Regions from separate parts of the Homo sapiens genome. Here all the other regions are linked to region 2. A link is a contact called in ENCODE Hi-C or POLR2A ChIA-PET data. All regions are on one chromosome and are shown on one strand. The core of a region is the stretch at or near the end of the contact, and the rest is flanking DNA. Distances in the headings are between cores, read along the strand shown. Region 1 overlaps LRIG1 (leucine rich repeats and immunoglobulin like domains 1). Region 2 holds the start of SUCLG2-DT (SUCLG2 divergent transcript). Region 3 overlaps FRMD4B (FERM domain containing 4B). Region 4 holds the start of SLC25A26 (solute carrier family 25 member 26). Region 5 overlaps SLC25A26 (solute carrier family 25 member 26). Region 6 holds the start of EOGT (EGF domain specific O-linked N-acetylglucosamine transferase).

Region 1 (3,991 bases), core at 786-3,285, 1.2 Mb after region 2:
CAGGTACCAGTATTCATTATTTGGTTAAGATACAGTTTAGCAAGTGGAATTTGCCGCTAGGGTCCACCCTGTAAGACACATCCTTTGTGAGTAAATGACCTGGACCTGCAAATGGGAGTGGGATGGTTGGGGAGGGGACAGGCGTGTGGTGGGGTGATGCACCCAGCCACATTGAATGTAGATGGGGCCGGGTGCTGTGGCTGACACCTGTAATCCCAGCACTTTGGGAGGCCGAGGCGGGCGGATCACCTGAGGTCAGGAGTTCAAGACCAGCCTGGCCAATGTGGTGAAACCCCGTTTCTACTAAAAATACAAGAATTAGCTGGGTGCAGTGGCGGGCGCCTGTAATCCCAGCTATTCAGGAGGCTGAGATAGGAGCATCACTTGAACCAGGGAGGCAGGGTTTGCAGTGAGCTGAGATCACACCATTGCACTCCAGCCTGTGTGGCAAGAGTGAAACTCCATTTCAAAAAAAAAAAAAAAGAACGTAGATGGACCTTGTGGAAGAGGTGAGGCATTGTTTTTAGGGACTTTGGCGAATGATTTAAAAAAAAGAAATAAAAGTGTGTTGTGGCCTAGTCATTTTCACAGCCAGTTTTCCATTTGACATAGTAAAATTTTAGTATGTTCAAGGATGGAGGTCGCATGCAGCATCTGCTATTTTCTGCTTGTAATTTCAGTGAAAAGGAAGTTCCATGTTTTAATAGCAGCATAGTCTGTGTACAATAATGCATGCTGAAATACTTTGTGGTTTTTGAATCTTGACTTCGTGTCTTCTCAGCCATTTCAACAACCAGAACCAGGGAAATCATCACTGCTCCACGCCTCTAAACAGGGAAAATGATGTGGTAGATGGTCTTTTAAATTTAGAGTGTTTCACGACGTCTTAGTACTGCAGAAAGAAAAACTTAGCCTTTTGGCTTTAGCTAAGCATTTCATGACACACGTAAACTTTAAGAAGCCCAGTGGAAAAAGTGAACAGGACGAGATCCCAAGTCGATAAGCTAGCTATTAAAGTCAGTGACTTCACTGTGGGCCAGACGGCTGACCTTTTAAAACTGTGTGTTTTCTTTAAAATACTTAGCTAGAGATAGTCGCGTGCCTCCCTGTAATACAGCGGATGTATTCTTGAAAAGTTGTGGGTAAATTCGCTTTTCTAATTTGGCTGATTTAATACCAGGGATCTGCTGTCTGTATTTGTATGATCTGCATTGTTTTGAGGCAGCTGAGAAAGAGAGGATAAACCTAGAAAATAATATTGGAAGGAACCTTGTACTTAATCCATTTGTAACGCCGAGCATTGTGGCAAATGCAAGTAAGCATGGATTTTTATATGAGCTTTATAGATTTTGGATGCTTGGGCTTTGCACAGGCACCAGGAGACCTCACAGAGATGTTAGTGAGCTGTGGGTGTGATGTCACACAGTTGAAAAATAAAGGACGTGTGTAAGTTCCAGTGGAGGCTGATAGAGGACTCCCGTACTCTGGGGAACTTCTGGCTTCCCAGGAAGGGTTTTTCTTACAAGCAGCTCCAGCCTGGAAAGGTAGTTACACCCACTTATGTCATTTGTCCCTTAAAATTTTTTGTGGATGGGGAATGAAGGAGATGCCAGTAGCACTAAGGTAAGCTGTTGTTTGTGCAGATGTATTTGTTGAAAACAAACCACTTTCATTTTCTTCTTCAAATAGGACATATAGGAAACCTATACATTGCTCTTTTGTAACCCAGAAGGGTATTTGCCTAAAATTGCCCTTCTCAGTCTCTTTAAAAAACAACAAAAACCCCTAATCACTACACGTCCAGAAGTGAGTCACCACTGAGTTTGCTTTTTTTTTAATCTTCTGACATACATTTCTGTAACATGAGGTTTTTGTACTAATATTTTCATTGATTGGATTATGTTAGAGAGTGAATTGTCAAAATGAGAGTTAAAAAGGCCCAAAATGTCCGATCCTTTCCTGGTCCTAGGAAAGTCCTAGACAAGAGTGTTTAGAATAGTGTGTAATGAATGACTCAGATGGAGGGAAGGGGTTTTTTGTTTTGATGTTTTAATCTGTGTCTGTCGCACCCAGAGGAAGTAATATATTATTGGAGGTTTCATTCTTAAAGAACCAAGAGTCACTGCTATAGAATTTTCTTATCACTTTATCCCAGTGAAATCCGTGGTTGTACCTTCTGCCGGAAAGGCAGGCTTGGAATTTGGCCACCCTGCTCTCATGACCAGGAGCAATTTTATGGGCCTGTGTTAAAACAGGTATTTTGCTCTTTGATAGCAGGGTTCATCTCAGGGCCCTTAGGTGTGAGCGTGTAGTGTGTAAAATCACTCACCGTTAAGTGGTGAATCATTTCAGTGTATCGGAACAGGAGATTCATCACAGCATCACTTACGGGTGGTGACTGTGCCAAAGTTTACGCAATTCTGTTGTGTGGCACATGGCAGTCGAAGAAGCTTTCCTTGTTAGTTTGCATCTTTCCTGTGACCATCCGAAGTTAGTGTTTTTTTTTTTTTTTTTTTTTTTTTTTTTTGAGACAGAGTCTTGCTCTGTCACCCAGGCTGGAGTGCAGTAGTGTGATCTCGGCTCACTGCACGCTCCGCCTCCCGGGTTCTCGCCATTCTCCTGCCTCAGCCTCCCCAGCAGCTGGGACTACAGGCGCCCACCACCACGCCAGGCTAATTTTTTGTATTTTTAGTAGAGATGGGATTTCATCGTGTTAGCCAGGATGGTCTTGATCTCCTGACCTCATGGTCTGCCTGCCTTGGCCTCCCAAAGTGCTGGGATTACAGGCATGAGCCACCACGCCTGGCCCGAAGTTAGTGAATTTTAAAGCTGCATCACATTTTCAGAAACACCCTGGATTTTGCATTGGTGGTTTCATAGGAAGCTAATCAGTCTCCTGAAAGTGGACATTTAGCAGGGGCCAGGGGCGGATGTGGAGGGGTAAAGGTGGAAGTTTTAGGAAAGGAAAACAGTAATCCGTGACCAGAGAAGCTTTGGTGGACTTTACAAAGCACTTGGTGAACCTGGGATTCCAAATGTATCCACCAGGTTAATGTGTCCTTTTTCTCAGTTTTACCCATCCCATATTTCCTGTCCCTTTTGCCTGACTTGTTTTCAGTACTCCAGAAGCAAAAGTCTCCGTTTTCTGCCGCAGTAGAGCGTGGTTTTCATTTATGAGAACCCTCTGCCATCCTTTAACTGAGAGAACCTCTGGGTTTTACCTCTGGCCGCCCTTCATCCCCGCCATGCCCTCCGTCCCTGCTGGTTGGGATGGATGAGCCTTTGCTCTCCCTGCAGCGGCTGGGGCCCTAGGCTGTCAGGGCACCTCGGGGAAGAGTTCAGTGGGAGCAGGGAGCACCTGGCTCCAAGGTTCCAACCCCCCTCTGTTCTGCAGAATGACTGGGCTCCCAGGAGGTAAAGATTCAGCTCTGTTACTGGATGGGGTGAGGATAGGGGGGCTATTGTGCAGGTGATGAGTTTGCCAAGTCCTGTAGAGCTTAAGGACTATGTGAAAGTTAGTGAATTAGTGTTTCTTTTTGGAGATGATAAAGTAGAGAATAGGCGATCCTGAATGACCAGACTTCTGACCCATCTCTTCCCGCTCCCCATTTCCAAGCCTCTGCAAAGCACTTCTCTAATAGCAAAGCCAAATGGTGGCTGTAGGCACCTCTTGCCTGCTGGGGTGGCCATGGTGATATTCCCTTTGTGGCAGGTCTGTGGGAGGGTCAGCCTCTGGCAGCAGCTATTCCCTGCCCAAATTCCTTTTGCTTGTAAAGTCCCCACCAACTGCAGAGCTGGTGTGTTGGAGCGCCTCTTCTTAATTAAATTAATTAATCTTTAGGGGTTAATGATGCACATACCATATTAACAAGAGACTATTATGGGAAATTTGTGGGCTTTCCTCAGTACTAAACTGCACTAAAGATGAGACTGCTTAAAGTAAAACAAAACAAAACCCATTATAGCTAATTATTTTGTTTCTTTTTGGCCA
Region 2 (4,109 bases), core at 1,104-3,603:
AAAATCCTCAGCTCCCCCACTTTCCAAAGAGAGAGATTAGGAAAGAAGCTAGTAGCAACAGCTGTCTACTTATGTCACATTGTACCTTTTTTCATGATCATATGCTCAAGAATGAGTAAGGTTAAAAAAAAAAATCTAAAATAGTGCTTAATTTGGGGGTGGGTGGAAGGGATGTGAATCTCATCTCTTATCAGACCTGCCACCTCTGGCAAGTTACTTAACCTCTGTGCACCTCAGTTTTCTCTTCTGCAAAATGGGGATTGTACACTTCTACTCATTTAAAACTTTGCTATGAAGACTAAACAAGTTTATATTTGTCTAATGCTTGGCACACATTCAGTAACTTTGCTGTTGTTTTTATTATATGCACATTGCTTAGACTCGCGTAAACTCTGTGAAAGGGAAATAATCTTGGGACTCCCAAATCACTAAGGTAAAGGGAAAAGTTAAGGTGGGAACTGCTTAGGGCAAACCTGCCTCCCATTCTATTCAAAGTCATCCCTCTGCTCACAGAGATAGACGCACAGCTGATTGCTTCCTTTGGAAAGGCCAATCAGAAACCCAAAAGAATGCAACCCTTTGTGTCTTATCTACCCATAACCTAGAAGCCCCTCCTTGCTTCCAGTTGTCTCGCTTTTCTGGACCAAACCAATGTACATTTTACATATATTGATGTCTCATATCTCCCTAAAATGTATAAAACCAAGCTGTGTCCTCCACCACACCTTGGGCACATGTCAGGACCTCCTGAGGCTGTGTCACAGGCACGTGTCCTTAACTGTGGCCAAATAAACTTCTTAAATTGATTGAGACCTGTGTCAGGTATTTGGGGTTCACAGCTCCAAATGAATGTTGCTTTTATCACTCTGATTACTGGGCTTAAAATCCTCCAATAGCTTTGTGTCCGGAATTGGTTCCTTCCCGTGGGTTCTTAATCGTCTCGCTGACTTCCAGAATGAAACTGCAGACCCTCGCGGTAAAGATGGCGTGACCAGAATTTGTTCCTGCAGATGTTCAAATGTATCTGGGGTTTCTTCCTTCCGGTGGGTTCGTGGTCTCGCTGACTTCAGGAGTGAAGCCGCAGACTTCACAGTGAGTGTTACAGCTCTTAAAGGTGGCCCGTCCGGAGTTGTTTGTTCCTGCCTGTGGGTTCGTGGTCTCGCTGACTTCACGAATGAAGCTGCAGACCTTTGCAGTGAGTGTTACAGCCCTCGAAGGTGGGGCATACGGAGTTGTTCATTCCTCCCAGTGGGTTCGCAGTCTCCCTGACCTCAGGAGTGAAACTGCAAACCTTTGTGGTGAGTGTTATAGCTCATAAGGATAGTGCGGACCCAAACAGTGAACAGCAGCAAGAGCTACTGCAAAAAGCAAAAGCACAAAGCAACCACAACCTGGAAGGAGACCCCAACTAGGGGCCACTACTGGCGCCGGTGTCCAGCTTTTATTCCCTTATTTGGCCCCACCCTCATCCTGCTGATTGGTCCATTTTACAGAGTGCCAATTGGTCCATTTTACAGAGTGCTGATTGGTCCCTTTTTAAAGAGTGCTGATTGGTGCATTTACAAACGTTTAGCTAGACACAGAGCGCTGATTGGTGCGTTTTTACAGAGTGCCGATTGGTGTGTTTACAAACCTTTAGCCAGACACAGAGCACTGATTGGTGCATTTACAATCCTTTAGCTAACAGAAAAGTTCTCCAAGTCCCCACCTGATTAGCTAGACACAGAGGGCTGGCTGGTGTATTTACAAACCTTTAGCTAGACACAGAGCGCTGATTGGTGCATTTACAATCATTTAGCTAGACAGAGAAGTTCTCCAAGTCCCCAACCGACCCACCCGGCTTCATCTCTCAGCTTTACATTGATTTTAGGTTAAGGATAGAACAAAACAAAACACCCACAACTCCTTAAGGGATGGAGAGCCTCCAATGGCCTCTCCTTGACTCACCTGAAGCCCTGGGCTGCAGGAACCTCACCTGTCTCTATTCGTTAAAGTCTCAGCTCAAACACCACTGTCCCAGATAGGCCTCGTGACCGCAGGACTAGACCACGGTTCTCTGCGGAGGGCGTCAGCTCCGTGAGCCACCCTTCCAGCACCCACTGCCATGGCGAATATTTGCTTGTTTGGCCATCCAGGGACTGTTTGAGCCCCAAGACCGCAGGGCTCGGGGTCTGTCTTTGCTCAGGACGATAACCTGGGGACTGGACAGTAGGCCCTCAGGCCTTGGGACCGCTCAAAGTGAACCGGGGCCGGGTGGGGGACCCAGGGCTCTGCAGCCTTAAGAACGCCTGTGCCCCCGGGACGCAGGGGTCAGGCCCGGCCCGGCCCAGACCGCCTCTGCCTCCTCCTCCTTTTCCTCCCCGCGCCCGCTTCTCCTCTGACCCCTCCTCCCGCTGCTCCTCCTCCGCCTCCTTCCCCTGCCCGCGCCCGCCCTACTGCCCCGTGCCGAGTTTCCTGTTTAAGATGGCGTCCCCCGTAGCAGCGCAGGCCGGGAAGCTTCTGCGAGCCCTAGCGCTGCGGCCCCGCTTCCTGGCGGCCGGGTCCCAGGTGAGCGTGGGGGCAGGAGCTGCGGGCGCCAGCAGCGGCGCCGGCCTGCCCGGGCTTCCCTCGCCCCCTGCTACTCTTGGTCTCCGCCTGACCCCCTGCGCGGCCCCTCGGGCGCCCCACTTCGGGAGGTGACGCGGCGCCGGGTCCAGGCGCAGCAGGGAACCCCGCTCCAGTGTGGGGCAGGGGCGGCGCGGCGGCAGCCCCGGGTGCCTCGGGGTATGAGCGACCCAACGCACTAGAGTCTCCGCTGTCTGCCCGCGCAGACTCATGGCGAAGGCGCTGAAGCAGGCGCTGGACGCAAGTTTAAGAAAAGTTTCTTGGACCGGGTTTTGGAGCCCTGAGGTTTTATTGTCAGCTCTACTAATTCTGCTTTTCAAACTTCTGGCACTAACCCTGAGCACGTTTAGACCACGTGATAAACATGCCTGGAAACCCGTTTCAGCCCAACTAGGAACTCACCCCCTAGGGTGAACTTCCTGCAGGCTACCTGCTTTTGCAGACTTTTAATGTGCCTGAGTTGGTCAAATCCGTGGGTCAAGGAGAAAAATGGGAAACGATCTTTCTCCTCTTTCCAATGAAAAATCAGGGCTGTCACTAAAACGCATTAGACCATTGACCCTGTCCATGTCCTCCTTGTTGATGGAGAATGAAATCAAAGAGGGTCAGTGGTGGGCTGGATAGCGATTGGAACTTGGCCTCTAGCAGATTTTTACCTTCTGCAGATGGCAAGCGTTAAAATAGTCAGAAGGACTTCAGGAAAGTTTTGAGTTGGTGATGACTCTTGTAGAAATCACTCAACCACTGAACTGGTTAGTCTCCGTAGACTATCTCTCTTCCCTTTTAAAGAAAGCACAGTCTGGGATTCAGCCACAGCAGAGTTAATGACCTTGCCTATTTCCCCATTTTTAATTGATGAGAGGCAAATTATCACTCATACAATTTTAACCAGGATGTGCATAGTATAGTTTTTTAGAAAATTTAAAAAATAGTGATTAATGATTTTTTGAGTTCCTCTAAACTTTGGTTATGACATCTGTGAGCTATTTTTACCCCTCTCCTTTCATTTCCTGCCTCCCCATTTCTCTGTTATTGTTAATGTAAATTTAAAAGGTGCTAATACTTACTACTGTAATATTCTTAATAGGTGCTTGACAGTATAGTGAGGTAGCAAAAGGAATGGCAGTTTTGTCTAATTAAAACTCACTAATAACTGTTGTAATAGAGTAAGGAGAATAGCTCTAGGAGATGAAGTCCTATTCATTATTTAAGTGTTAGAAAAAACAAGAACTAGGGTGCTTACCATGAGTGTAGACTTGAATTGATGAGAAACATGGGGCCCAGGGCAGTGAAAACTCATGAATTGTACAGAGAAACTGAAAATGCAGAGTGTTTAGCTGAAATATGTGAAGCCTACTTCCCTAACCAAGAAATAAGAGGCTGAACGCAACACAGGAGAAAATCTGGTTGGGGAGAGATACTCTTGGTTTGTCAAGAAAACTGGGTAAAAAGATCTGTTAGCACGCCCCATCTGGTTACTGTGATTTACATATTTGTGGATGATG
Region 3 (3,773 bases), core at 778-3,277, 1.7 Mb before region 2:
TAAACATTTGACAGTCTCTTCTTGGTGCCTAACATGAGTTTCTAATTGGAAAAGCACAGTCAGAATATAAAGAGAATCTTGCTTTTCACTGAAGTTTCTTCCATGTAGATATATACCCTGATTTTTCCCTCTCATGTTGTTTGTTGAGCACCTTTTTGAGCTTGGCCTAGCCCCTTATAAACTGTGGGACCTCAGACAAGTCATTCTCAACTTCGTGGAATCTCAGATTATGGAAACTATCTGCTTCACAGGTAGGTTTGAGAGCTCAATGGGGAAAATGTATGTAAAAGCAGATGGCATAGGCAAAGCCATGAACACATATTAACTTGCATTTTATGGAGATGAGAACAAAGGAATGATCTGGTCACAATCAGATAAGGTGTTAGAGTTTACCACCTTCCTTCCCCAGATTTGGACATATGGACAGCTAAAAATGGTGGTTGTAAGTTAGTCTGTTGATTATCACTAGAAAAAATCAGATTGAATGAATCCCCAGCTATTAGGTTTTTGGGTCTCTCCAGGGTTTAACTGGCGGGTTGATTGTCAACTTAAACATGACAGCTTAGTGTCTTAATAATGTAGAAGAGGCTGGGCATGGTGGCTTATGCCTATAATCCCAGCACTATGGGAGGCCGAGGCGGGAGGATCACTTGAGCCCAGGAGTTCAAGACTAGCCTAGGCAACATAGTGAGACCTTATCTCTACAAAAAAAAAAAAAAAAAATTGATTAGCCAGGCATGATGGTGTGCACCTGTAGTTCCATTTACTTGGGAGGCTGTGGTGGGAGGATTGCGTGAGCCCAGGAGGCTGAAGCTACAGTGAGCTATGGTCCACTCCAGCCTGGGTGATAGAGAGAGAGACCTTGTCTCAAATAATAATAATCTAGGAAAACTTTTTTCTTGAGAGAAGTACGCACTTAAGCAAATTAAAATAACCATTTCTGGAGAACAGGATAGTACTCAATAGCTTAGACATTATTTCCACTAATAATAGTACTCACGGCACTAGGGTAAGGATAAACTGGTAATACATGTCAAGCACTTAGCACAGACTCTAACACCTAACCTATACTCAATAAATGGTGTATTACTGATGATACAATTATCATCTGTGCTTTAAGGTAGAGTTTATAATCAGTTCAACCTGCCTTAATACAAGAGGCAAACCCAAATGAGACTGATTTTTTATCCTTTCCATTTCATAGGGGCAGAAACTGAGATTTAGAGAGATACCATGATATTCTCTTAGGTAAATAGCAGGGCTGGGACACAAACTCAAACCTCGTGACTCTAAATCCTGTGTGCTTCTCATTGACACTAGGCTGGTGTCTCCTGATGGCCTTCAGCTCCAGGCTTAATAAGTTGCTTTGCTTCTTTATTTTTCTTTCTTCCTTTAAAACCTGGCTTTTCTTTTCACCAGACTTATCAGATCAGGCTAGAATCTGATAAGGGATTGTCATTTATGAGAATGCCCTCCCCAGGGAATGTCTGCCCGAAGCTGGCTGGAATTGCCTGCCAGGTTGGCATTAGAGCTGCAGCAATGGCCGTCCATTGACTGGCCAGCCTTTCTTGTTTACTTTCTCCCAACCTCTGTAAGGCAGAAAGGAGCATGCAGTTAAATGTTTAGAAAACACCATCAGCCCTCCAGTCTCTACTGGGAGCCACTTGACCAAGAGCAGTGGTCCAATATAAGTTCTCTCCATCAATTAATTTCTTTTCTTTCTTTCTTTCTTTCTTTCTTTCTTTCTTTCTTTCTTTTTTTTTTTTTAGACAGTATCTCACTGTTGCCCAGGCTGGAGTACAGTGGCACAGTTATGGCTCACTGCAACTCGAAACACCTGGGCTCAAGTGATCTTCCTGCCTCAGCCTCTCAAGTACATAGGACTACAGGTACACGCCTGGCTAATTTTTTGTAGAGACAGGGTCTTACCCTGTTGCTCAGGCTGATCTCAGACTCCTGGGCTCAAGCAATCCCCCCCCGCCTCAGCCTTCCAAAACATTAGGGTTACAGGAGGGAACCACCACATCCGGCCTTCTCCATCAATTTCCTCATTTCTCGTGCTTCCTGGGTAAAGAGAAGTGAGTTTTGCACATGCTTAGAACTCAATTCCATTGCCAGTTTATCTACTTCAGAGCCCTTATTATCTGAAAATATCATATTTGTTTAATTGTTACTAGTTTCTTTTTTTCTCCTCACCTCTAAAGCAGTTGTTCTCAAAAGAGGTGATTTTGCGTCCCAGGGGACATTTGGCAAGGTCTGGAGACATATGGGGGAGGATCTACTGACATCTAGTGGGTAGAGGTCAGGGATGCTGTTTAGCACCCTATAGTGCCCAGGACTATGCTCCGCAATAATGAGTTATCTGGCTGCAAATACCAATGAAGTTGAGAACTGTAGGACAAGCTCCAGAGATAATGCCCTTTCAGTCTTATTGGCTGGTATATAATAGTGCCAAGAACAGTGCTTGCACTTAGAGAGTGCTCAGCACATATTGGTTAAGTGAATGAATGAACACATAATCCAGAGCTTTTCCACACTGAATTAATTACATGTGTGCTAGGCTACATCTTAAGCCCAGAGTAATATGGAGTCAGGTCCAGGAGGCCACATAACTGACAAATATCATCCTGTACCCTGAGTGTTCACATATGCATGACACAGCCATGGAAGCATCCCAACAGGTGGAGATTAATTCCATCCTGACTGCCCAAGGAAGATCAATAGCAAACATAGACACCATTTTTAGCAGCTGCCCATATTTCATCAGTGTGGGGCCAGGAAGTAGCCAAGGGATGGTGATTGTAAAACCTTTCTCTTCTTCTGGCCTTGCTTCGAGACAGTGGCCTGAACCAGCCAACTCTGGTTTGGTGAGTCTGGATCAAGCTTTTCAGAGCAGTGTTAGGCTTCGCAATCAAGGTGATACATTAAGTGCCTAAACTACATGTGATTTAATATATAGGATGTATGAGATAGGAAATACTTTGTACTGAAGTAATATAGCCCTTAAGAGCATGGATTCTGGAGTCAGAACACCTAGGTTTACATCCTACTCTGCCTCTTCCTGGCCCTATGACCTTGTAAGGTGGGTCAGCCATGTACCTTTTCTGAGCCTCAATTTTCTCATCCATAAAATGAAGCTAGTAATGGAATCCACCTTACAGAGTTCTTATGAAAATTCATTTAAAACGCATATATATATATATATATATATATATATATATATATATATATATACACAGAGAGAGAGAGAGAGAGTTGGGTTTTTGTTTTGTTTTTTTGAGACAGAGTCTCGCTGTGTCGCCCAGGCTGGAGTGCAGTGGTGCGACCTCAGCTCACTGCAACCTCCACCCACTGGGTTCAAGCAATTCTGCCTCAGCCTCCCAAGTAGCTGGGATTACAGCATGCGCTACCATGCCGAGCTAATTTTTTTGTATTTTTAGTAGAGAGGGGGTTTCACCATATTGGCCAGGCTGGTCTCAAATTCCTGACCTCAGGTGATCTGCCCACCTCAGCCTCCCAAAGTGCTGGGATTACAGGCATGAGCCACCACGCCCGGCCATAAAAGGCCCTTTGTATATAAATGAAAGGATTTGGGATAGTTATCAGGCACACAGTCAGCAGCTGTTATCTTTGTTAGCATTTCTCTTAAGGCATGTTACTCAATTACTCAATTTCAGCTTTGGCAAACTGAATTCTCCTCTTCTTTGTCATTCCTCCCCTCTTCCCTCATTTCATTTTCCTTTCCTCCTTTGCTTCTTTTACACTGCCTGCTT
Region 4 (4,129 bases), core at 804-3,303, 1.4 Mb after region 2:
TACCACAATACCCAGTGGGCAGAATAGATGGAAGAAAAATTGTGTGCTGAATGCATAAATAAAATGTTTTTCCTTTACCTGGAATGAAATCTAGTTTCTTGAAACTTCCACCTATTGATTCTAATTTTACCCTCTATAAATACATTGGGAAAAAAGTATACTTTACTGCATGTGTATCATACTTTAATTAAGTATATACTAAATCCATTCTTTTGTTAACTGCAGCACTCACCTGTGTTTTAGCAATTGCAACCTTTGCTGACTTCGGAGAGTATCAAGAAGCAGATAAGGGCACGACTCCCAGGTGACATCACCTGGGTTGGAATATGAGCTCCAATACTTACACAGACGAAATGGATCTCACTTGTGTGATTTTGAACTAGTTATCTAATCTCTTGGTATCCCACTTCCCTCATTTGGAAAATTAGGATAAGAGTTCAATTATTGTGAGAATTAAATGGGATAATGTATGTAAAGAGCTTACCCCAGTTCCTGGCACAGGAATGTTAGCTGACAAACTACTGCTGCTGTGTCACCAGCTAGACAGGAAAGCTCCTTAAAAGCGGTAACATTGGCCAGGCGCCGTGGCTCACGCCTGTAGTCCCAGCACTTTGGGAGGCCGAGGCGGGCGGGATCACGAGGTCAGGAGATCGAGACCATCCTGGCTAACACGGTGAAACCCCGTCTCCACTAAAAACCCAAAAAATTAGCTGGGCGTAGTGGCGGGCACCTGCAGTCCCAGCTACTCGGGAGGCTGAGGCAGGAGAATGGCGTGAACCCGAGAGGTGGAGCCTGCAGTGAGCCGAGATGGCGCCACCACACTCCAGCCTGGGCGAAGAGTGAGACTCCTTCTCAAAAAAAAAAAAAAAAATCAGTAACATTATTTCTTTATATTTCTAAGACCTACCTTATACAAGTTTCAACAAATCTAGATTTAAAGCTATCATCCTACAAGTCTGGCTAAGACATCCCTACTTCCATATATTCCCCTAACACCCTGAACCTAGCCCACCTGTTATTTATCCCAACAGTCATTTTACTATTTTGTCTCTAACACCTGACCCTTAGGAGCAGGTCTATCTTGTTCACCATGTTATCCTCAACACCTGCAACACCAAAATTCGATAATTAAGTGACTAAATCACTGTGGGCCTCCATTTTCCCTATGAAAATCATTTTAAAAATTATTTGTCTGTCTCTGCCCATTCCACACAATGAAAACGTAGGCAGCCAAACTCTGTTTTGTTAACTGCTGTATCTAGTATCCTCTACCAGACGCTCCAAAATATTTGGTAAAGGACTTTTTTTTCTGTTAATTCATGTTGATTCTCGTAGTTTTCTGCTACGGAATTAAATACTAAGCCTGTTTATTGACTCCGCAGCGTTCCCGATGAGCTATGTGTGCTCACCAATATTTCTCCAAAGCCTAGGCTTGGAGCAGAAATAGCAGATTATGTATTGAATGAACAGAAGGACATGTCATTTTCTAAGACTGAAAAGAGATGCAGCAAAATGAGAAACGTAGTATTGAATAGAAGGGCTGGGAGCGATGTGAGTAAGGTTTTTGTTGTTGTGTTACATACATTTCTTTAATTCCCAAGATCTCTAGAGTAGTTACACTATTTAATGAAAGAGTAGTTAACAGTGTATAATAGAAGCTCTTTTTTAAGTAAATGAGGGTGCAAAAGACAATGACTCACCTTCCTTCCCCCACCTGGCTCTTATGACCTGGCAGTACAGACATAGCCTTAACACCTGGCCCGCCGGTGGCCTGGGAGCCTCGTGCTCCCTCTCAGACCTGGCTGCCAGTAACCCGAGGACAGTCCAGCCCGCAAAACCGGAAGAAAACCAGTGCAGAGAACGCCCGCGGGCTCCAATGCCGGACGCCGGCACTCTGAGCAACCCACCCCACCGCCCCGCACTCACCACCAGCGCTGCCACGAACCCCGGCCGGTCCATGGTCGCTCAGACCTCGTCAAGGCTACAATCCAAGCCGGAGCAGAAGCGGATCACGTCCTCGCGCGCTGGGCGCCGCCATGTTTGAGGCGGGTCTGTCTTGAACTTCCGGGACCACGTGACGTAGAACCACAACAACTGCACGTGCAACGCGAGACACCTGGGCCTAGGGGAGGGCCAGAGAGGAGGGGCGGGGCCTCGGGGAGTGTGGTGGAGCTAAGTCTCGGCAAATCCCTTACCTCGGTTTCCTGCAGCAGCGTTGTGTGCAGCTAGACGGAGGAACTTTCGCGAGCAAAAGATCCGTGGCCGAGATCCAGGAGAGAGCAGCGGTAGAATGAGGCCGGCGTGATTCTGAACTGTAAACCCAGAAGAGGCGTGGCTGTGGCGGAGGGAGGAGTCGTGAGGGGTAGTACTAACCTCGGGAGGCGCGATTCGGGATCCTAATCGGATATTTCATTTTGGTTTATCTCTTAGTTTTGTCAAAAAATTTTATCTGAGTTTATATTAAATTAACTCATTATCAGAAGATTATTAAATAAAGATATAGAAAAATACATCAGAAGTTTCCTGACCGGAGTTAAAAATTAGCATCCTCCATTTCTCTTTACAGAGTTACTGCATTTAAAATTATTTGTTTGTTCAGTTATTTACCTGCTCATGTTGTTCGCTGTTGTACTCATGTGTACACCTCAAAGCACACGTTATTAAGTACTTAATAACATTTCTTGGAGTGGACCTGTCTTTATTAAACAAACAAATACCTTGTAAACTTCTGTATATATTAAGGGCCAACTACATCTCAGACGTGGTGCTAAGTGATTGACAGACATTTTTTCATTTAATCCTTTCACCAACCCTATGATGTCAGCAACACTAGTGTCCTCATTTTACAGAGGCTCCTGATGCTCCAACAAGTAACCGACTCAATGTGGCTACAGAGAACACAGCAGAGCAAGCACTGAAAATATACTTAATGCCCTCATCATCTTTCCTCAAAACCGTTATAATAACCTGAGCAGGCTCCTTGCCTGGCCTTTCTTCAATCCCTATTCTATAACACTGCTAGAATTATTCTTATAATTATTCTTATTCTCTTCTAGGTAAAATGATCTAGAAATGATACGCAGAATAGCTTTAGGTGTTAGATGGAATTCAAATTCTATCACCTGCTGGGTTTGGGGATAAGTTTTCCAAGATTAAGTTTTCTCCCCTGTAAAGTGGCGATAATGATAGTCACTTTGTCATGCGGTACTATTATATTAATAGATTAAATGAGATAATGCACTCAAGTTCTTAGCCTAGTTCCTGGCTCATAGAAAGTACTCTCTAAAGGTGATGGTAATGTTATTTCCCTGCTTACAACTCCCCTCTGCTGCCAATGGAGACAGTCCAGCTCCCTAGCATGGTATACACCTCTCAGCTGGTGTCTCCTGTCACTCTTCCCACTAGCCGGACTACACACAGACAGACTATACACTTCCAAGCCTCCTAATTTTGCCCATGTTGTTCTCTCTACCCAGAATACCTTTCCCTAAGCTGCCTGTAGGCCCTCTCAAAACATGCTAGTTCACTTTGTCAATGCCAGCAGAAGAATCTCTGTTGCTGCTATTAATGTCTTTCAAAGTCTCATGTGCTTTGGTCAGGCCTACCCAGGATAATCTCCATTTTTATTAACTCAAAGTCAACTGATTAGAGACCTTAATTATATCTGAAAAATTCCTTTTGCCATACGTGACAACATAATCATGGTGGTAATGTTCTGTCATACTCACAGGTCCTGCTCACAATCAGTGGGGTGATTATGCAAAACACATTAGGGGCCAGGAATCTTGAGGGCCACCTTAGAATCCTGCCTACTTCACATTCCTATAAACCCTCACCGGCAGCCTCCTCAAAGGCCATCAAGTTTCTATTAATAAGCTTTCACTGACATTTCCCTCACAGTCTTCCCACCTTTCACCTACTGCCTGGTGCCAATGGCACTCCCACAGTTTAGGAATTACAGTAGCGCCCACCTCCAAGTACCAAAATCTGTATTATTTGTCTATTTCTGCGTAACAAATTACCCCCAAAATTTAACAGACTAAAGCAACGATAAACTTCTATTACCTCACACAGTTTTCATACGTCAAGAATCAAGGAGTCATTTAGCTGGGTGTTTAAGACTCAGAAA
Region 5 (4,174 bases), core at 1,186-3,685, 1.4 Mb after region 2:
GTTTCTACTAAACAAAAAATTAGCTGGGCATGGTGGTGCACACCTGTAGTCCCAGCTACTCGGGAGGCTGACGCAGGAGAACTGCTTGAAATTGGCAGGCAGAGGTTAAAGTGAGTCATGTTAGTGCCACTGCACTCCAGCCTAGGCAACAGAGCGAGACTCCATCTCAAAAAAAAGAAAAGAAAAAGAAAAAAAGAAAGAAACAATAGATGCTGGCGAGGTTGAGGAAAGACAGGAATGCTTTTACGCTATTGGTGAAAATGTAAATTAGTTCAACCATTGTGGAAGATGGGGTGGCAATTCCTCAAAGAGCAAGAACCAGAAATACCATTTGACCCAGCAATCCCATTACAGGGTATATGCTCAAAGGAATATAAATCATTATATTACAAAGACACACGCACATGTATGTTCACTGCAGCACTATTCACAATAGCAAAGACAAGGAATCAACCCAAACCAAATACCACATGCTCTCACTTGTAAGTGAACAATGAGAACACATGGACACAGGGAGGGAAACAACACACTCTGGGGCCTTTCACAGGGTGGGGTGGGGGGAAGGGGAGCATTAGGAAAGATGGCTAATGCATGCTGGGCTTAATACCAAGGTGATGGGTTGACAGGTGCAGCAAACCACCATAGCACATATTTACCTATGTAACAAAGCTGCATATCCTACATATGTATCCTGGAGCTTAAAAATTAAAATGAAATAAATAAATAAAAGTCCTTCAATCCCTAATATAAAAAATTTGATATCTGTTAACATCACCTTTTAAAATCCTAACCAGGAATTCCATTTTTTATAACACTGATTAAATTACATAATGTTACTCTTAGAGAAACACCTTAGAAGAAAAATAGCAGACCCATTTGAGATAAAAGACATGTTCTCCTGTTGTCTTTAAATTATAGCAATGTACTTAGTAACAGAAAAGAAATCCATTTCCTAAATTTAGACGCTGCTTCTCCCAACTTCTCACAACCATGAGAACACCAAAGAAAGGCATGAGAAACTAACAAACTATAATGAGCGTGTACATTATTATTTGAGGGGAATGGGATGGAGATCATTTAGAAATGCTTTTGGCTTTTCGCAGCTCTAAGTGTAAAAATTCAGTTCCTAGAAAACTGTCAGTTGCTAATAAAGAATCTCAGAACTCTAACAAGTGATACTACCGTGTCATAAAAAATAAATCACAAGATACACTTTTTGGTGACAAAATCTTTTGAGTTTCTTAACATTATGGGGTAAAATGGTTGTGAGTTTATCAGGTCTTTTTGGCCCTATAAATCATAGTACATGTTATAAGTCATCCTCTTAATACTAATGTATCAATTTTTATCACAATTCATTTGGTAAACAGGATAATTCTGCAAAGTATTGAAAATTGCAAAGTTCTGAGCCAGCAACAAATTAGATTTCCACCCACATGGTGGTTAATCAGTCCCATGTACAGAGAGAAAGGAAACTGGATATAATGATTCTAAAAGCATTTTAAAGAATGTATTAGTGAACAACGAATCCTCAATGCCTGACACCTCGATGGTTTCCTGAAAGCACCAGTGAACCATGTAGCGTATATCCCAGTTAGCATGTTCAGCAATCAGGGGTTGTTACAGAGCTTACCAGTATAACAGCATGTATACAAGCCACACACAACAACTCACAGAAGCTCACAAGCCTCCCCACACCTTTGACTCTAATCCTCCTCCTGCAAAAATAGAAGAAAAAATATGACAACAGACATGTGAACACAAAACTGAAACTGAACAGAAAAGGGAAGATATTAGCTTAGATATGAGACATAAGAAAAAGTATGCTCCAGAATCTTTTTAAATCAAGAGGCATTGTGGGAGGCCCCCAAGATTCCCACTCCCTGATGTACCCGCCCTGTATAATCCTCCCCCATCCAGTGTGGATGGGACCGTGAACAGGACAAAGACAAGTCCTGTGACGAAGTTACATTTAATCAGAAATATGAATGGATTCTGCAGATTTAATTAAGTTCCCCCATCAGTTGGTTCTGAGTTTATCAAGAGGGAAATTATCGTGGATGGGCTTGACTTCAAAGGTGAGTTCTTAGAAAAACCAGCCCCTTCCTAACAAGATCTGAAGTGTGAGAGATTCTCCTGCTGGCTCTGAAGAAATAAAATTTCATGTTGTAAAAGGGCCTATGGAGGGGGCCACATGGCAAGGACCTCAGAGCAGCCTCTGGAAGTAAAGTGTGGTCACCATCCAATCGCTAACAAGAAACAGGATCCTCAGTCATACTGCCACAAGGAAATGCCATCTGCCAACCGCCCTGTGCATTTGGAAGAGGACCCTAGCCTCAGATGAGATCACAGTCCCTGCAACACCTTGACTGTCACTGTGTGAAACAGTGAATGGAGAACTCAGCCACGCGGTCCTCAGACTGCTGCTGTAGAGACCCATGAGATCATCAATATATGTCACCTTAAACCACTAAAGTTGTGGTAATTCATTACACAGCAACAGAAAGCTAACAATCATCTACTGCACCTCTAGACATTCCCCTAAGTGATCCTGATGTTACATGACACTTGAAGTTACTCATTTCAATGGAGTGAAAAATGTGGGACATTCTAGTTAAGTGATCTTGACTGGCAGTTAAAGTTTCAGAAGTCCTACAATATTTTCTGACTTACAGCCTAATCTTACCTGGAAGGCATCTTGCTGATTATCTGATCCAGCCACCTCACTTTTAGCCAAGACTAAGAGAGGGAGCTAGCCTCCCCAGGTTCACAGGGCTAACGAGCAGCAGAGGACGAGCCACAGCCCAGTTCCTCCAACACAGTTAGCTGTTCCCAGAAGTCTTTCCTTAAAGGTGGCTGCGCCTTAAAGATACTTGCAGTTGTGCTTGACTAGAGAGGGGGAGAGAAGTATATCTCCTCTCTGATACTGTAGTAAAATGGCCATAAAATAAATACTGAATGCTTTAGAAAAGTGGAGTACAAAGCCAATATTTCAAAGGATTCAAAGACTAAAAGCAGTATTAAAGATGTCAACAGTGACTAGACCATGATAACTACTATATTATAATGTCTTCTGCATCTTTCAACCTCCCAGGGGACATTTAAATTGTCACTACTCACGGGAGGTGCTCCTGGTATCTAGTGGGTAGAGGCCAGGGATGCTGCTACACAGCCTGGAATGCAAAGGGGGGTCCCCATGGACACAATCCACAGCCCCTTAAACTCTGCTCTAAGGCATCAGTTATCTTTCTTTATCCCTGCTGACTCCCTAGCACTGAGACACTGAACACATGGCGTGCACCACCTGTGCTCCCTTACACACTCAGAAGGCAAAGCTCTCCCATATCTCAATTTTCTTTGGCTTGGGCTTTAATCACTGTTCTTTGGTTTGAACTTAAATATGGGCTAACCTTTTCACCAAGTTGTATCTAGCTCTAATACACAAGCACACCTGCCCAGCTCAATGTTGCTTCTGACAGACAAAGCCAAAACACTATTATGCATACTTGATTTTAACTAATGTATGTTTTACACATGAATCAAAATCTGGTGACCTATCAGCAAAGGCCTAGTGGAGTATGAGTGTGCAGAACACATGGTGGAGAACCGCTGCTTACTCTAAACTGCTGGCAGCAAATAAGTATTACATGACCCAAAAAAATGATATCGATGACTAGAATGAGAAAAGTGTCAAAACAACAGGAAGTGGCAGGGACTCTGATGACATGGAGAGCAGTTTCTGTCAAAACAAGCAGCCGCTACTCTGTTCTAGACAATTACTGCCATGCAGAAATGTAGGCCCACTATGACCAGATACCCAGATTGTCCAAGAAAACTTGGATAACTGGAGTTGTATATGAAACCACTCAATTTTAACATGTTAGCTTGTAGTTTGCAAAAACCTTGAGTCCAACATTTTGGGCCACGTCTTTGAAATTTATGGTCTAGAGATTGTAAGAGCAAATGAAGAGGTGCCAAGTGGGCAAATTCAGAGGGAGGAAGGTTCAGGATATACTTCTGCACAACAGATGGAGTATTAGAGACACTGGGGATAAAGCTAAGTGATAGGCCTTGGATGAGGCCAACAAGTTTCAGAGGAGCTGCTAGTGATATTATCATCATTATCATCACAACAATAATCATAAATTATAACATTTATATAGGACTGTATTTC
Region 6 (3,850 bases), core at 335-2,834, 1.4 Mb before region 2:
AGAAAGAATTCAGGGCAAAGTGTAAGCAAGTTTGTTAAGAAAGTAAAGGAAAAAAAAAAAGAAAGTAAAGGAAGAAAAGAATGGCTACTCCATAGACAAAGCAGCCCTGAGTGCTGCTGGTTGCCCATTTTTATGGTTATTTCTTGATGATATGCTAAACAGGTGGATTATTCATGCCTCCCCTTTTAAGACCATATAGGGTAACTTCCTGACATTGCCATGGCATTCGTAAACTGTCATGGCGCTGATAGGAGTATAGTAGTAAGGACTACCAGAGGTCTCTTTCATGGCCATCTTGGTTTTGGTGGGATTTAGCCGGCTTATTTACTGCAACCTGTTTTATCAACAAGGTCTTTATGACCTGTATCTTGTGCCGACTTCCTATCTCATTCTGCGACTTAGAATGCTTTAACGGCCTGGGAATGCAGCCCAGTAGGTTTCAGCCTCATTTTACTCAGCTCCTATTTAAGATGGAGTTGCTCCGGTTCACATGCCTCTTGACAGTTCCCTTAGAGGCAAAATCTTTTCAATAAAAAGAATAAATTAATACTGTAAAGTGCTTTAAAACAATGTTTGGCACATGTTAAACACCACATGTTCTTGCTGTTATTATTTGAAAAAAATTCCAGGTAAGATTCCTAATTTAGCAGGTCACTAATGGAACTTGTAACAATTCTTAAACAACATTACTTTTAAAAATTACGTAAAAAGCATGTAAGCCTTTGGAAACAAACTTGTTTCCTTATGATCATATTATTTAACTTCTGGTGACTATATTCATTTGAGCATGTTTATTTTGAAGTCATCACCTTCATATAATCAGTTCAACTTTAGTCACTATTTAATGATCAACTCTACTGTGCTGTAGATGGAATACTAGGCCTGGGGGAGCTTAGAGGAAAAGACAGTGGGGGATGGGAGTTCAAATAATTATAAGCAGTAATAAAGTAAATTAACAAAACCATAAAAATTAAACTCCACAGAGTAGCATTTGAACTTGATGAGTTTACGGATAGGTAAAACTATACTGCTTTTAAAATGTGTGTGGACTCCAAAGTATCCTCACCATCACAAAGTGTATTCGGTGAACGATGTTCAGTCCCCAAATTTGGAAGTTAGGGCGGCAACTTCTGCTTGAAATAAGACAAAAGTAAAAATCCACCTCAGTGCAACGCAGAAGACACGAAGAGTCAGGTTTTCTACCCACCCCGTCCTAACATCCTCTGAGCGCTTTAACGCTCTCGCTCAAGGAGGCGCGGGCTGCTGCGATGGAGATGGGCGTCCGGCGCCGGCACGTGCCGTCGGTCTTTCCGGCCCTGGTGAGGGAGCTGGCGGACTCGCGCGAACGTTCGCGGGAGAACGCCAGGAAGGGCAGATGGTTCCTCGACTCTGAGCCCCTCCCTGCTGCGCTCGCCGGGTCGAGGCCGCTCGCCGGGCTGAAGCCGCTCCGAGCGTCGGGCCCCGCGCCCTGGCCCTCCTGGGTGTAGTCCCGGTCCTGCCTCTGCGGGGCCCGAGCCCGCCCACGGCGCCGGCTGGCCAAGGTGTCCCAGCTGCTCCTTGGCGCCCCCTGGCCCAGCTCCCGCGCCCGAGGTTTCCGGTGAGCGGCAGTAGCCGGTTATGACGACTCCCTCCTCTGGAACAGCCGCCGTCTCCTCCGCCTCCTCCTCGGTAGTTCACGGCTGCCCCGGCTCCAGGTGGGACTCCCCCGCAATCTGCGGAGCCTTCCCCCGCTCTCCTTCCCGCCGCCGCAGCGCTCTGCGCTGTTCTTGCCCGGGTGGTAGCCGCTCCCGGCGCGGCTTCCCGGAGGGCTATAGCCTACGCACGCACTCCGCCCGCGCCTTCCCATTCCCTGCGGGCCGGGAGGCGGGCGTCGGAAGCCGATCCTGGCCCTCCCCGGCCCCGGGCGCCCGGCCCCTTCCCAGCGCCCGGAGCGCAGGCGGGCCCCGGGCCCTAGCCGCGTTGACCAGGTTTCCAGCCGGGGCGGAGCCGCTCCCCGGGGCCCCTCCCAGGCGCGCTGGGGACCCGGGGCGCCGCGGTGCACGGTGGCGGGCGGCCCCGGGAGATCACCGACCCCGAAGCAATCCCTGGCGGCGCCCGGGGTCCGGAACCCCAGCGCGGCGTCTCAGCCGCGGCGGGGTGCTCGCCACTGACCCCTCAGCCCTTGGCCGGGACTGACGTTCAAGCGGACAGCTGGGCTCTGCCGGGACTGACGTTCAAGGGGCAGCCGAGCACTTCCTGAGCCCTGCCTGGCACCCGCCGAGAGACTTTTTGGCACAAGTAGGGGCCAGCCGTTGAGGTGTCATTCGGGGTCTCACGTGTTGAACTTTCCATTTGCCCACTGCCGTCTTTAAACTTTTCCAAGCTCTCTCTCTCTGCGACATTGCCCCATTTCGCCCGCTGTGTCAACCCCAGGTTTTGCCTCCTATCCATCATCTTTCAGATGTTTCCCTTTTTTCCTTCCTCATTAGGCCTGTGGAAATCGAATCAAGGGTTTCTGGAGTGGAGTGATTCCAGCTGCTTTGAGCTGAAGGAAAAGTAGCCTGGCCAGTAAAGCGTCCGTGTGCTGGAGGAGTGCAGCCACCCATCCCGGCGGGCCTTGCAGGACGACCGACACCAGGAAGGCTTTGTGCCAGGCCCAGCAGCCACCCCCAGCCGCCTTATGCAAGTGGGTACATGCCCTCGCCAGACGCCAGCTTTCTGATCTGCGTCTTTAGATTTTTTCCATCGCCTAAGCGTTACTTCTCCACTGATCGGTGAGTTTAGTGATGGCCAGAGCTCACTGGAGGACAATGGACTTGGATAACCAAAGGTCAGGGCTTGGTCATAACAATGACTTTATTACCGGGAAGGACGAGTCAAAAAATAGGAAGGCCTGGGAACCCTCAGGCTCGCCACTCTAGGTGGGTAGCCCTGTGATTCAGCCAGTGGGATTACTGCTGTGAGAATGGGAAAGTTGTTTGCTTCTGGGAATGTTTGATCCACTAAGTATCCTGTTGGCCAGTTCCAGTGGATGCCTGTAGAAAGTGGGCCACCTCCTCCCGTTCCCCATTGGAATCTGGTCCGAGTTGCTGTGTTGGGGGTGGTGCCTGTGAACTCGAGTATAGCAGTGTGGTATTCATTAAGGAAAAGAAAGCGCACCACCGGCCAGGCCTTCTGGCTGAGAGTTATCACGTTACATTATTTTCTTTCTTAATATTTCCTTTAATTCACAACATCATCTGAATGATCAGGTTTACTTTAGCATCCTTTTAAGGTAATATGTTTCATTTCTGACAGGTTTTAGAGACCTGAAACATCACAGAAGCTTCTGAGTGGTTCTGAAGATTCAAGAGGTATATATTTTTATTACAAGTAGAGTCATTGTTACTATTAATATGTGTTTTTAAATTTTTATAAAACTGCTGTCAACTCATTCTTGGATAAAAGCTCCAAGTGAAAATGTTATTGTAATTCAGATCAGATTTACAGCAGATAACACCATACTCTTGAGGGCCGCCAAAGTGAAAAACCACAATACTTAACTACTCCAAGGGGGGAAAATGGGGGAAAAAGGATTCCTTTTTGGTGTCCCCACTGTTCACTTAGAATTCCATGGCCTTGGAACTTGAGGTTTGATGGAACATAGCAGTCAATTTCCTTTTCTTCTTTCTTTCTTTGTTTTTTTTTTTTTTTGAGACAGAGTCTCCCTCGCATTACCCAGGCTGGAGTGCAGTGGCGAGATCACGACTCACTGCATCCTTGACTTCCCAGGCTAAAGTGATCCTCCCACTTCAGCTGGGACTACAGCTGATTTTTTGTATTCTTAGCAGAGACCGGGTTTCATCACGTTGCCCAAGCTGGTCTCGAACTC

The links. Hi-C counts contacts between places; a loop is a spot of excess contacts on that map. ChIA-PET counts read pairs that join two places held with the same protein, here RNA polymerase II (POLR2A). Pooled maps may share reads with other maps.
Region 1: a loop to region 2 is called in a pooled map, with 7 times the contacts of the local background. The contact joins the enhancer-like site here to the promoter of SUCLG2-DT in region 2. A Hi-C loop is called at or near these places in 4 of 37 single-sample maps with no recorded cell type and 11 of 50 pooled maps.
Region 3: a pooled map shows a loop between it and region 2 (13-fold over the local background). The contact joins the enhancer-like site here to the promoter of SUCLG2-DT in region 2. A Hi-C loop is called at or near these places in 2 of 37 single-sample maps with no recorded cell type and 9 of 50 pooled maps.
Region 4: a loop to region 2 is called in a map of CD8-positive, alpha-beta T cell, with 6 times the contacts of the local background. The contact joins the promoter of SLC25A26 here to the promoter of SUCLG2-DT in region 2. A Hi-C loop is called at or near these places in 2 of 168 maps with a recorded cell type or tissue (CD8-positive, alpha-beta T cell and naive thymus-derived CD4-positive, alpha-beta T cell), 7 of 37 single-sample maps with no recorded cell type and 13 of 50 pooled maps. POLR2A ChIA-PET finds 5 or more read pairs at or near these places in 1 of 52 experiments (activated naive CD4-positive, alpha-beta T cell).
Region 5: a map of natural killer cell shows a loop between it and region 2 (9-fold over the local background). The contact joins the enhancer-like site here to the promoter of SUCLG2-DT in region 2. A Hi-C loop is called at or near these places in 2 of 168 maps with a recorded cell type or tissue (CD4-positive, alpha-beta memory T cell and natural killer cell) and 6 of 50 pooled maps. POLR2A ChIA-PET finds 5 or more read pairs at or near these places in 1 of 52 experiments (CD4-positive, alpha-beta memory T cell).
Region 6: a loop to region 2 is called in a map with no recorded cell type, with 7 times the contacts of the local background. The contact joins the promoter of EOGT here to the promoter of SUCLG2-DT in region 2. A Hi-C loop is called at or near these places in 8 of 37 single-sample maps with no recorded cell type and 13 of 50 pooled maps. POLR2A ChIA-PET finds 5 or more read pairs at or near these places in 3 of 52 experiments (GM12878, Panc1 and WTC11).

What each region holds. Positions count from the first base shown.
Region 1 is chr3:66,470,840-66,474,830 of GRCh38, reverse strand. The region is part of intron 1 of LRIG1 (leucine rich repeats and immunoglobulin like domains 1); the gene reads left to right. Among named protein-coding and RNA genes, the nearest start is that of LRIG1, 28 kb to the left of the region's middle. RefSeq lists a silencer at 2,301-2,350. Within about 2 kb of position 2,035, at least 9 of the 41 ENCODE cell types and tissues checked have a DNase peak (open chromatin) inside an H3K27ac peak, as active enhancers do.
Region 2 is chr3:67,652,941-67,657,049 of GRCh38, reverse strand. It overlaps SUCLG2-DT (SUCLG2 divergent transcript), which reads right to left and starts at 2,353. Exons shown (of 7, transcript NR_109992.1): 1 at 1,948-2,353. SUCLG2 (succinate-CoA ligase GDP-forming subunit beta) reads left to right here and starts at 2,438. Exons shown (of 11, transcript NM_003848.4): 1 at 2,438-2,547. The coding sequence starts at 2,464. RefSeq lists an enhancer at 2,132-2,631 and a silencer at 2,147-2,826.
Region 3 is chr3:69,323,070-69,326,842 of GRCh38, reverse strand. All of the region lies in intron 1 of FRMD4B (FERM domain containing 4B), which reads left to right. Among named protein-coding and RNA genes, the nearest start is that of FRMD4B, 61 kb to the left of the region's middle. Within about 2 kb of position 2,027, at least 2 of the 41 ENCODE cell types and tissues checked have a DNase peak (open chromatin) inside an H3K27ac peak, as active enhancers do.
Region 4 is chr3:66,218,925-66,223,053 of GRCh38, reverse strand. It overlaps SLC25A26 (solute carrier family 25 member 26), which reads right to left and starts at 2,053. Exons shown (of 10, transcript NM_001379210.1): 1 at 1,927-2,053. The coding sequence starts at 1,959. RefSeq lists enhancers at 1,430-1,929, 2,051-2,110, 2,281-2,440.
Region 5 is chr3:66,301,997-66,306,170 of GRCh38, reverse strand. The region is part of intron 5 of SLC25A26 (solute carrier family 25 member 26); the gene reads right to left. Among named protein-coding and RNA genes, the nearest start is that of SLC25A26, 83 kb to the right of the region's middle. Within about 2 kb of position 2,435, at least 5 of the 41 ENCODE cell types and tissues checked have a DNase peak (open chromatin) inside an H3K27ac peak, as active enhancers do; they include natural killer cell, where a contact is called at or near this core.
Region 6 is chr3:69,011,418-69,015,267 of GRCh38, reverse strand. EOGT (EGF domain specific O-linked N-acetylglucosamine transferase) reads left to right here and starts at 1,584. Exons shown (of 18, transcript NM_001278689.2): 1 at 1,584-1,694; 2 at 2,469-2,753; 3 at 3,277-3,332. It overlaps EOGT-DT (EOGT divergent transcript), which reads right to left and starts at 2,148. Exons shown (of 1, transcript NR_185971.1): 1 at 1-2,148. RefSeq lists silencers at 1,357-1,656, 1,717-2,266.